Regions from separate parts of the Homo sapiens genome. Here region 2 is linked to region 1. A link is a loop called in an ENCODE intact Hi-C map of the cell type or tissue named here. Cell type or tissue: ovary. All regions are shown on one strand. Links, peaks and the distances in the headings refer to the core of each region. The heading gives the core; the rest is flanking DNA.

Region 1 (5,360 bases), core at 136-5,135:
ACCCCTCCGCTGACGAGGTAAAACCTGCCGGGGAGGAAGGCGTTGACCCCCTTGCAGACGCCGCCTGCATCCTCCGGGGTCAGCGCTGTCCCTCCCCCACTCCGCGGGGCAAGGGAGAGCAGCGGGTGCGGGCGGAGCAGGAGGAGACCAAGAACCCCGACCCCCGACCCCCGACCCCCGACCACTGACCGAGCAGCCAGTGCCGGCCTCGCTGGCCTCCCGCGGGCCTCTGCGCCTGGAGAGGGCCCTGACCAGGTCCTTTCACGGGTGGGCCCCGGGAGAGCTCCGTTGGCTGCGGACTTCTCTGCAACTGCAGGGAGCCCCTGGCTACAGGCGGGACTGCTCCCCGGGGCAGCGTGGGGTCACACAGGGAGCTGTGCGTCCCACCGGGTCCCCAGGTCATGGCCCCTCCCCGCGGGTAGTGCGTGGCCAGTGACCAGCAGTGCCCCGTTTTAAACAGTTTTAAGGCCCCGCTCAGCCTCAGGGGAAGAAGGTCGGAGGGCCGAAGTATCTGCTCCCTGTCAGACCGAGGAACCCCGCCTTGGAGGGGCAGAGTCTCATCCTGACAGGCACAGCCCGAGCCCAGGGCAGGGGCTGACCTTCCCCTCTGCAGGGCCTGGCAACGGTGCTGAGGGCGCCCAGGGATCCAAGCGGGATGCAGCGTGTCCCGGACCGGGTGCACTTGCTCACCGCCTCCAGCCCCCACCCGGACCCATGAGACAACCCCTGGCTGCCACCCCTACGGAGCATGGGTGACCTAGGGGCCGGCTCAGAGACCATCCCCCATGGACGCTGTCTCCCCGGCTCCTGCGAACACCTGGGTTGGCCACAGACCCCTGCCCCACACGTTCAGTGGGCTCCAAGGTGCAGTGGTGGGAGGGGGTGGCCTGTGTCTGGTAGTTCTCAGGGACTCCCTAGGAAACCTGTGCTTCCCAGACTCTATATCCCAAGAAGATATCCTTCAAGAATAAAGATGAAATAAAGATACTTTCTGATAAAAATAAAACTAACAGCATTTTCCGTGTATCGACCTGTACTTCAGGACATGTTAGATGAAATTCTTCAGGGTGGAGGGAGAGTAGACACTCCTGCAGGCACCGCACCTGTGGAAAACCCCAACCAGACCTGCACGGTGGGCCTTGGGCCGAGGGTCCGTGCTGCGGACTTCACCAGAACAGCAGGAAGCCCCTGGGCTGCTTGGGGGGACTTGGACTGTGCGGAAGGAAGGAGAAACACCAGAAACGCTGAAGGATAAATAGAAAAGATTTGTCTCCCCCTTCTTAATTTCCTCCCTCTTTCAATGACTGTTTAAAGAGAGAACTTTAGCAGTGCCTTGTGGAGGGCACTGGGGATGGTGCTCTGCCCAGCATCTGCAGGAGGAAAGGTGGGAGGCAGGAAACGGTCCTATATAGTCTCAAGTTTTCTGTAAATATGTTATATGAAGAGAACAATTTTACTCTACATAGGCTGTGGAAAGGTTGCGGATTTTAATCCATTAGAGCAACCATAAGAAACTAGGTAAAAACTAGGCAGGGCACGGTGGCTCACGCCTGTAATCCCTGCTCTTTGAGAGGCTGAGGTGGGCAGATCACGAGGTCAGGAGACCGAGACCATCCTGGCTAACACAGTGAAACCCCGTCTGTACTAAAAAATACAAAAAAAAAAATTAGCCGGGCGTGGTGGCGGGCGCCTGTAGTCCCAGCTACTCGGGAGGCTGAGACAGGAGAATGGCGTGAACCCAGGAGGCGGGGTTTGCAGTGAGCCGAGATCGCGCCACTGCACTCCAGCCTGGGCGACAGAACGAGACTCCGTCTCAAACAAACAAACAAACAAAAACATTAAAACAAATTTTTTAAAAATATTAAAATAATCCAAAAGAAGGAAGTAAAGGAGAAATGGAAGAATTCCAAAGAGCAAAACAATCACTTAAAGTGGTAAAAACGGAAAACAAACAGTAAAATGTAGACTAAATCCAACCAGATCAAAATTCCAATTAATTTTAACAAGCTAAAAGCTCCGATCCAAAGGCAGAGGTTGTCAGAATAGATAGTAAGCTTCTGGAACATGGTGACTAGAATAGAAACACTTTGAGTATAAGACACAAGTAGGTTGAAAGTAACTGGATGGAAAAGGCCATGCAGTGCCAACTGTGAGATTAAGAGAGCTACAGCGGCTACACGGATGCCCGGCAAAGTAGACGATAAGACAGGGAGATAGAGGGGCCCAGGGGACGCAGAAGTGTCCAGGATGGACCCACAGCACACAGGAGTGGTGCAGGACGGACCCACGGCGCACCACCGGCTCCGGGCTCCTTCCCGGTGAGCCGGCAGAGGGCGCGGGAGGCCGCCGCTTTTCTCGCCGCCGCCGCTGGGCAGTCACCGCCGTGGACGTGCAGGCGCGGGGCCGGGGCCGGGGCCGGGGCCGGGGGAAGGGGGTGCTCCGCTGGGTCCAGCATCCACCATCCACCGCCTGACGTGGGCCCCTCGCAACAGCCTCGGCCCACCGGTGTCCGGGGAGTTGTTCCCGCCCGTCTGGCAGCTGGGAACACCCTCTCCTATGGCTCCAAGCCCCAACCAGGGTAGGGGTCCAGCTTGTCCTCCTCCTCTGGGCGCTGACGAATCTGTCACTCAAGCGTCATCTTCTGTTACGTCGAATCCCGTCTAAGCCCCAGGCAGACTCTGGGCGTCGGGGAATGGCCACCCCACCCCTCTGTGCCCAGGTGCCCAGCGTTGGGGCAGCGGCTCGCACGCCAGGGCCACTCGCTGGGACATCTCCGGGTTACGTGATTTCCGCGAGTCAGGCCAACCACTGCCTTTGGGGGAAGGTTTCTAGAAAGGGAGGGCGGATCTGAATCTCGGTGAAATCCTAACAGCTTCCCCTTGGGAGCTATGAACCCGACCCAGAGGTGTCCGGAGGGGCAAAGCGGGAGCTGACTCACGGCAGAGCACATTGCTCAGAGCCCGGGGAAGGTGGCCTGGCCAGGGAGGGTGCAGAGCCGGGGAGGGTGCAGAGCCCAAGAGGGTGGCTTGGCCGGGGAGGTTGCAGAGCCGGGGAGGGTGCAGAGCCCAAGAGGGTGGCCTGGCCGGGGAGGGTGCAGAGCCCAAGAGGGTGGGCTGGCCGGGGAGGGTGCAGAGCCTGGGACCAGCCCTGAGTGCATCACCACGTGACCCAGTGCCAAGTGAGGGAGGAGCGGCCATCAGTGCCGGGGCAGGTAGATGAGCATCGCACAGGAGAACAAGAGCTCGGTCCTATGTCGGCTGAGTAACACCCCCAGACATCCACGTTCTCTTCCCTGAAACCAGTGAAGGTTTCACCTCACGCGTCAAGAGGGACCTTGCACATGGGGTTAAGTGAGTGGCGGTGAATGGTGGAGACTGCCCTGGGTTGTTTGGCTGTACTGACATCACCGGCGTCCTCTTAAAAGGGAGGGCAGAGATCCCAGTGGAGAGAGGACGCAGGGCTGCTGGCTTTCAGGGTGGAGGAGGCCCCAAGCCCAGGAGTGACGGTGGCCGAGGCAGCCCCAGAAGGTGCCGGGGGGGGGGAGGGAGGCAGTCCTCCCCACAACTCGACGTCGGCCCAGCGGGGCCCATTTCGGACCTTACGGCCTCTCGACTGTCGGATGATCCCCCTGAGTTGCTTTAGGCCACTGAGCTTTCACCGTGGCCACAGCAGCCACGGGAAGGCGGTGCGGCCCCAGCTGTGCGGTGAACCCCAGCTACACACAGTTACAGGACGGGCGTGCTGCTGCTCACAGGGGGTGACTGGGGAGCCTCGTGGAGGAGACATGGTGTGGATGTGGCATGAGGACGGGTACCTTAAACCATCCCTAGAAGCACGAGGCACCCCAGTATCACAGACTTTGGGTTCCAAAGCTGACTCAGCGAAAGGGAAAGTCTCTGCCGCTCGGGCTGATGTGAGGAACAAACACAGGCTCCTGCCCGTCAGTGAGGAAGAGTGGGCGGCCCAGAAGAGAGCGGAAGAGACCTGCACACGCTTCACAGAGGCAAGAGAGGACGGCGCAGCCAGCAATGCTCACAGACGGGCGCAGAGGGACGGGCGCAGAGGGACTCGCGGGGCCCCTGCCAGGGATGGGCTTGTGAGGAGTTAGCAGGCTTAGAGCTGAGCCCCGCATGGGTGGGACGAGCCTGCAGACCACCTGAGCCCTCGGAGACCAACGTGCCACAGTCGGCAGGAGGGATAAAGGGATAAAGCCCCGTGGTCTCGCCAGAAGCGGGTCCCGTGCAGCCATGGACATGGGGAGCCCCAGCTACCGACGGTTACAGGATGGGCCTTAAAGAAACACGTGCAGGGAAAGAAATCAGAGAAATCTGCTATGAAACCAGGTGAGACAACAACTCCAGGAACACACAGCTCGAAGCCAGTGCAGCCTGGGGACGCGTGTGCCTGGGGACGCGTGTGCCTGGGGACGCGTGTGCCTGGGGATGCGTGTGCCTGGCTGGTGAACCGGGAGGAAAGACAAGGAGGCCCCAGGGCCAGGCCAGGGAGGCACGGCCAGGGGTGGGGCCGGCCCCAAGGTTCTCGCTTCTGCCCCGCGGGTCGTGACCACAGTTTCCTGGCTGTGCTGGTGTGTCCGGCCAAGACAGCAGGTTCCTGGGCGGTGCTGGTGTGTCTGGCATCTTCCTAAATGTTCCACTGCACACTCAAAAATGATTAAATCTAGAAAGTATTTTTAAAAGGAAAGGAAAGAAAAGAAGAAAGAGACAAGAAACAGGCCTGTGGTGCAGGTGGAGCTTCGCAGTAGAGGGGGCACCTGCAGCTGACCCTGCCCAGCCCCTCGCCCATTAGCCCCTCGGCCCCGTGCCCAGCCTGAGTGCTGCCGGCTCTGTGATCCCTCCTGGCACACTAGCCCGCTGCTGGTTGGAGCTGATGGTCGGAATCAGCACACGCTGGGACACGGGGAAACGGGGCGAGGACGCAGACTGCAGGTGTGGTCCTGCCACGGCTCTGTTCCCGCCATGGCTGATGCTGCACACCTCTCACCGGTTGCAGTGGCACCATCACAGCCTGAGCGAAAAGGTCCTGGGCCCAGGTGCCACCCAGGGCAGCCCTTCTGAGACCAACACTGTGTCCCTGGGCTCAGGTGAGCAGCACTGCCTCTGCCTCCATGCTGCGCCTCTCCTTACACCACGCGCATGCTCACACGTGCACACACGTATGCTTGCATGACACTTCCACACGTACATGCCCCCCCACTCTCACACACTGGAACACACATACCACACACACACTGGCACCCATCACACACACAGGCACACACATACACACAGGCATGCACACTCACACAAGCACACTCACACACACACTGGCACACTGGACATGCACAGGCACTCACACTTGCA
Region 2 (5,360 bases), core at 287-5,286, 470 kb after region 1:
GCCCCTGGAAAAGCCTAGAAGCCACCAAGGCGCGAGCAGAGTCCACCATGGCAGTGCTTGCAGGTCACTCATGGTGCCAGCAGAGACCTGCCCTCCGAGGTGCAAAGGCAGCGCTAGCGGGTGGGAGAGGGGTAAGCCCCCGGTTGGTGACCAGCGGCCACGTGCTGTGGCCACTCTGCCCAGCAGGCCTTGCAGGCTCATAGTTCTGCTCCGAGCCCAAGAGCCTTGAGTGAGCAGGCGGCGCAGCTTAGCAAGTGCATGGGGCCATCCTGGCTGAGGCAGCCTCCTGCCTCTGGGGCTACTCCACACGGAGGTCTCCTACACAAGGAGCTCAGACTTCACTCTCTCTTCCTCAACGCCTCGGCTTGTGGCTGCCCCAGACCCAACTAGGTCATCGGACCCCAGGCTCAGGCCTGCCCAAGTCCCCACACAGCCCTGTCGCTGCTGTCTGCCCAGAGACTCCTGGCACATGGGGTCCCACGGTTCCCCACATGCACCATCTGGGCTGAGTGCCCAGGCCTGTGGAGCCCTGCTGCATAGGGAAGGGTGCACACGCCTCCGGGCCACCTGAGCAGCTGTGGAAGGGTCTGCACCGCCCTGGGCCCCTCCAAACTGTCTCCAGCTGCTGCATGTGAAAAATCCTCTCAGGAGCCCGGGGCAACCCTGCTTGGTGCCCTTCAGGACCGGCTCACCTGGCCCAGCTGGCTGGCTGCACCTCCAACCCCTCCTTCTGTCTATGTGGCCACAGAGGGGCTCAGGCAAGAGGCGAGGTGGGGCAGCCCGCACAGCCACCTCCTGTCCCCAGCCGCTCCTCCAACCCCCTCTTCTGCTGACTCCTTGACTCCAGCTGGGGTCCTGTGCAGCAGGTACCTTCCCAAGCAGGGGGGACCCTCCGAGGAGCAGGCACTCTCTGAGCAGGCACAGCTGGCGGGGGCAGGGGTGTCCCTGGAGGCAGTGTGTCCGCCAGGCCACACCTTCTCAGCCCTCTCCCGAAGCTATCTTAATTGTATCAGCAGATAAACCCTTCTGCTCCAACTTTAAGCCATTAAAAGGCATGGTTTCTTCAAACTTCTTCTGGGTGGGTGGATGAAGAGGAGAGTGGGGCTTTCCTTCTCACACCCTGACCCCACTGCCACCTTCCCTCTAGGAGTTCCTCCAGGTGGGTGGATGAAGGAGCTGCATGGAGAGAGGGTCTTTCCTCTTGCACCCTGTCCCCACTGCCAGCTTCCCTCTAGGGCTTTCAGTCCGGTCAGGACAGTCCTGGGCATGGGCCCCAGCAGTGCTCACAGCTCCCAGCAGGAAAGCTGCTGAAGCAGCCGAAGCTTTGAGAGGCCACGGTCAGTGCTGGGAGGCCTTGAAGAAGCTGCTGCAGGTGCCCACGCCAGGCCCTCCTGGCCCCACCAGTCTGCATGGGACCCATGCCCAGCCAGCCACAAGGCTTCAATGGGACTAGAGCCCAGGACACAGGCTGGGACCTACACTCAGGCGCCTGCAGCCCCACGCAGCCTCTCTGGGAGGGGCGGGTGACAAGCGAACCAGAGCCATGGATGGTAAGTCACCAAGCTGAGCTGGGAGGATGGGGTGGCCTTGGCTCCTACCAGGCCCCAAGCAAGCCTCAAGTCCCTACAGTAAATACATCTTCTGGGCTTCCCAGGTAGGCCAAATCAGCAGCAAAGCCCAGTGACAGGCCCCCCACCCCTCCCACTGCAGGGCTCCACTTCTGTGGTGAAACCAGATGCGGGTGACGTTAAACGAAAATGAATTTGCAACCTCTTCCTCACAGAACCCTCTTGGAAGCGGAGTTCAGGAAAGCCGTTACCCTGCGTCCTCTGGCCGACGTCGGCTCTCTGGGCGCTGACTGATGTGTTCTCGGAGCTCCCTGCGTGCCCGGCAGACAAGACACGGGATTTCTGTGCTGTTGGAGCTGTGGATCAATAGGCACTTGGCAGCCCGGGAAAGCCTCGCCCAGGCACTTCTTCAGTGTCGAGGCCTGTGTGGGAGGATGCACCGCGGTGGCTAAGAAATTTCTCTGGGTACCAACGTGGTACCGAGACCTCCACGGCGGGGCTAGCTCTGAGCCCTGTCTCCAGTGCTGTGGGTGGACATGTGTTCCCAGGGGTAGGGACACCAGGCTGAACCCAGGAGCAAGGGCTCTGACAAAGGCGCTTCAGGGATGAGGCACACAGACCGCCTGGCACTCAGGTGTCTTCCAGCCTGGCTCTCGCCACTTTTCCATTTTCCATGCGGGCGCAGAGCTCGGGGCTCAGCCTGGGCACCTCCTGGGGCCTTCTGCCCTGAGCCAGGCCCACCTCGCCTGGCGGAGTCGGTGCATGTCCATCCCAGACTCAGCCTCCCAAAGTGCTGGGATTACCGGCGTGAGCCACCGCGCCCAGCCTAATATCCTCATTTTTTAAGCATTAAAAGTTGCCTTCTGATCATCTCCGGTAGGAAACTCTCAGGCGCTGCGTGGGCGCCATCTCCTGGTGGCAATGGGCACCTGCAGGTCGCTCAAAGCCCCTCAGCCGCGTCCCCCCCACAGGCTCACGCGCCAGGCGCAGCTTCAGGTTCAATCGCCTTCTGGGAACAGGCCACTATTTTCTGATCCCTATTAATACCCGTGACAGCATTTATGTACAAGATAAATTCATTTCAATTTCCTTTTTCAATTAATGGCCTATTATTTGAACCAGACTCAGCTAAAAATATTGCTCCAATACCATCAATCTTGTAAAAATTAAATTTTCCTCCCTCTGACAGCCAGAGGGCACCTGGCTGGGGCAGGAGGGTGATTGTCTGGCTGGCCGCTGCTGCCCAGCTCTGCCCAGGACCCCGGGGAAGTCAGGCCCCGCCACACAGACACCCCGAGGGCCCCCAGCAAAGACCAGGCCACTGAGGCAGCCAGTGGTGGCCCAGGGGGCAGCGTTCCGAGGTCTGCCAGCCCAGTCTCAGTGACAAGACAGGGAGGACAGGCCCGCCTGGCACCAGCTTGGCATGAGCTAACTGGGCATCTGGGGCATCCTGGACCCTCCTACCTGCCAGGCAAGGCTGCCCTCCACCATCCACCTGGCCTAAAGCCTCACTCAGGGCCGTGGCTGTGGGAGAGATCAGGTCCGTGCCCAGGCAGGGAAGCCGGGGCTGGAGCCCACTGAGCTGAAGGGCGGCAGCAGAGGCACGGGAGCTCCTGCCAGGCCACAGTTCCCCGAGAGCAGGCCTGAGACCCACTCTCACTCCCAAGCCTTATCCTGTCCCATTTTCCGGAAACCCTCATCGTGAGGGTGACTGGAGGAACAGCCTCGGGGCCTCAGACACAGCACGGCTGCCTCTGGGTGGCCTGTTCAGCCGCCCTGGTGCCCCGCACCCTGGTTTCAGACATCTCAGAGACGTAATTGGGAAGCGTGTGTGCTGAAGAATGGGCTGCCAGGCCCACGTCACTGTCGGGCACTTTGAGGCACCAAGTACACAGCGGCTTCTTGAGGGGAGGGGCCCGGCCCAGCCCCTGTGCTTCCTCCCCTGAGAGGCACCTTTCCTTTGACGGGGGGCGCCGTGCTCCCCGCGCTGAAGGCTGCCGTACGATCTGCAGCGGGTGCAGACTATTTTGGCATCTCACAGATTTTGAAGGTTCTAGCTTTTCACATAATTTAAAATACCTTGTAATTCTCTTTGACTTGGGATTATTAACAAACAAGTTAATTTCCAAATATTTGAGACTTTTCCATATATCTTTTTTATTTACTTCTAATTTAATTCTTTTTGGTAAGAGAATGCGTTTGTATCCTTTCCATCTCTCAGAGGCAGGGGCAAGGTCTTTCTGGAACTAGACTCATGTGCCCTGGCGACTGTTTTGCTGGAACCACCCAGGGCCAGGGAGGAACCCTGGAAAGAAGGGAGAACAACCCCAGAGCTCGTACAGGCCTGGCACGGCCTGTGCCCGGCAGCCAGGTGCAGATGCCCAGATACGCACGCCAGGCAGAGTCTCGGGTGGACCTGAGCCCTTAAGCACAGGCCGCTCCGGACCCACCTGGAAAACCCTGAAAGCCAGGTGTGGAGGCAGCCGCAGCCCTCGGGGGCCTGAAGAAGGTAGCCAGGTGTGGAGGCAGCCGCGGCCCTCGGGAGCCTGAAGGAGGTTTTGCTGAGGCTTTCGCCCTCATGTGGAAAAACGTTTTGGTGGAAACAGAACTACAGCATGACGGCTGCCCCTCCGCCAGCCCATGTGTGCCTCGCTCTCAGGTATCCCAGCCAGGCTCGGACAGACGGAGAGGCCTGCTCTGGCCAGGGCCCAGCACGCGGGTGCCTTCTGTCGGTGGCTGCGTCCACCACTGCTCTGGCTGGAGAGCCTCAGATGCCAAGGGTGCGGGTGGCGGGCACTGCCCCTCCGCCCACCTGCACATCGGCCAGCAGGAGGGGACTGTGGGGTCCTCCTGCGGTGCAGAGCCTCCCGTCTCCACCCAGCCCTGTCGGTTTCGCGTCTAAGTGAGCTCTGATATTAGGGGCGCACGTTCACGACCGCTATGTCCTCCCAAAAAGCTGACCCCTTATCATCGTGAAATGACCGCTCTCAGCCCCGACAACACGCTCGTTCTGAGGGCACCCTGACATGCAGACAGCCACTCCTACTTTCTTCTAACGACTGTTTTACAAGGTACATCCTCCTCCGTCCCTTCACTTTTAAAATACCTGTGTCTTTATATCTAAAGGAAGCTGGAAAGAGCTGAGCGATGGTCCCCATGAGGAAGAGGTAGCTGGCGACTGGCACAGATGAGGCTCCCATGGCAGGGCAGCACGCAGAGACGGGGAGCAGAGCCCCACTCTTCCGAGGATGATGGGTGGCAAGGAAGGGCCTTCATGTAACTTGCTTTCAGCAATCGGACCTTGGCCTGCGTTGGTATGTTTATTCGGCTTGAAGCTTGTTGCAGTATTTGGATCTTTCTGTAAGTTTCATGGACTGATGAAGAAATCTGAGCCATGACATCTGTAAGCATCACCCTGTCTGCCTCCTTTCCCCGCTCCTCCTGGGGCTGCAGCCACACGTGTTAGGACACCTGGTATTTCACAGTGATTTCTATCCACTTTTCAGTCCTTCTCTCTGTTTCACTTTAATTTTGTGGCTGTCTTCAAGTTCAGTCACCTTCTCTTTTCTTCTGCAATGTCTAATTTGCTGCTCCCCCAGTGGTGTTTTTCTTTTTCATCTGAATAAGCCCCTACTTGGGAAACACATTACGTTGGGTCATGGCAGAGGAGAGTGAGAGGGTCAAGGAAGCTGCCATTTTATGGAAAGGATGGCAGAGCTGAGAGAAAGAAGCTGGTAGGGAGGAGGGACCAAGGGGGAGAGGGAGGAGGGACCAAGGGGGAGAGGGAGGAAG

What was found. A loop is a pair of places that touch in the nucleus more often than their neighbours do. Peaks named below come from ENCODE experiments on the same cell type or tissue, not always from the same donor. Only the 100,000 strongest peaks of a DNase experiment are listed, where the experiment ranks them.
Region 2: it touches region 1 in a loop (3-fold over the local background); 16 of 110 quality-filtered maps call a loop at or near these places.

Annotation. Positions count from the first base shown.
Region 1 is chr10:133,121,897-133,127,256 of GRCh38, reverse strand. It overlaps ADGRA1 (adhesion G protein-coupled receptor A1), which reads right to left. Exons shown (of 7, transcript NM_001083909.3): 6 at 1-24. Among named protein-coding and RNA genes, the nearest start is that of KNDC1, 36 kb to the left of the region's middle. RefSeq lists an enhancer at 1-445. In ovary, for the core only: no CTCF peak of the experiment used is centred there; DNase peaks (open chromatin) are centred at 709, 2,326, 2,706 and 3,346.
Region 2 is chr10:132,652,016-132,657,375 of GRCh38, reverse strand. The region is part of intron 4 of INPP5A (inositol polyphosphate-5-phosphatase A); the gene reads right to left. Among named protein-coding and RNA genes, the nearest start is that of INPP5A, 120 kb to the right of the region's middle. In ovary, for the core only: a CTCF peak has its summit at 2,518 (motif pointing left); a DNase peak (open chromatin) is centred at 2,470.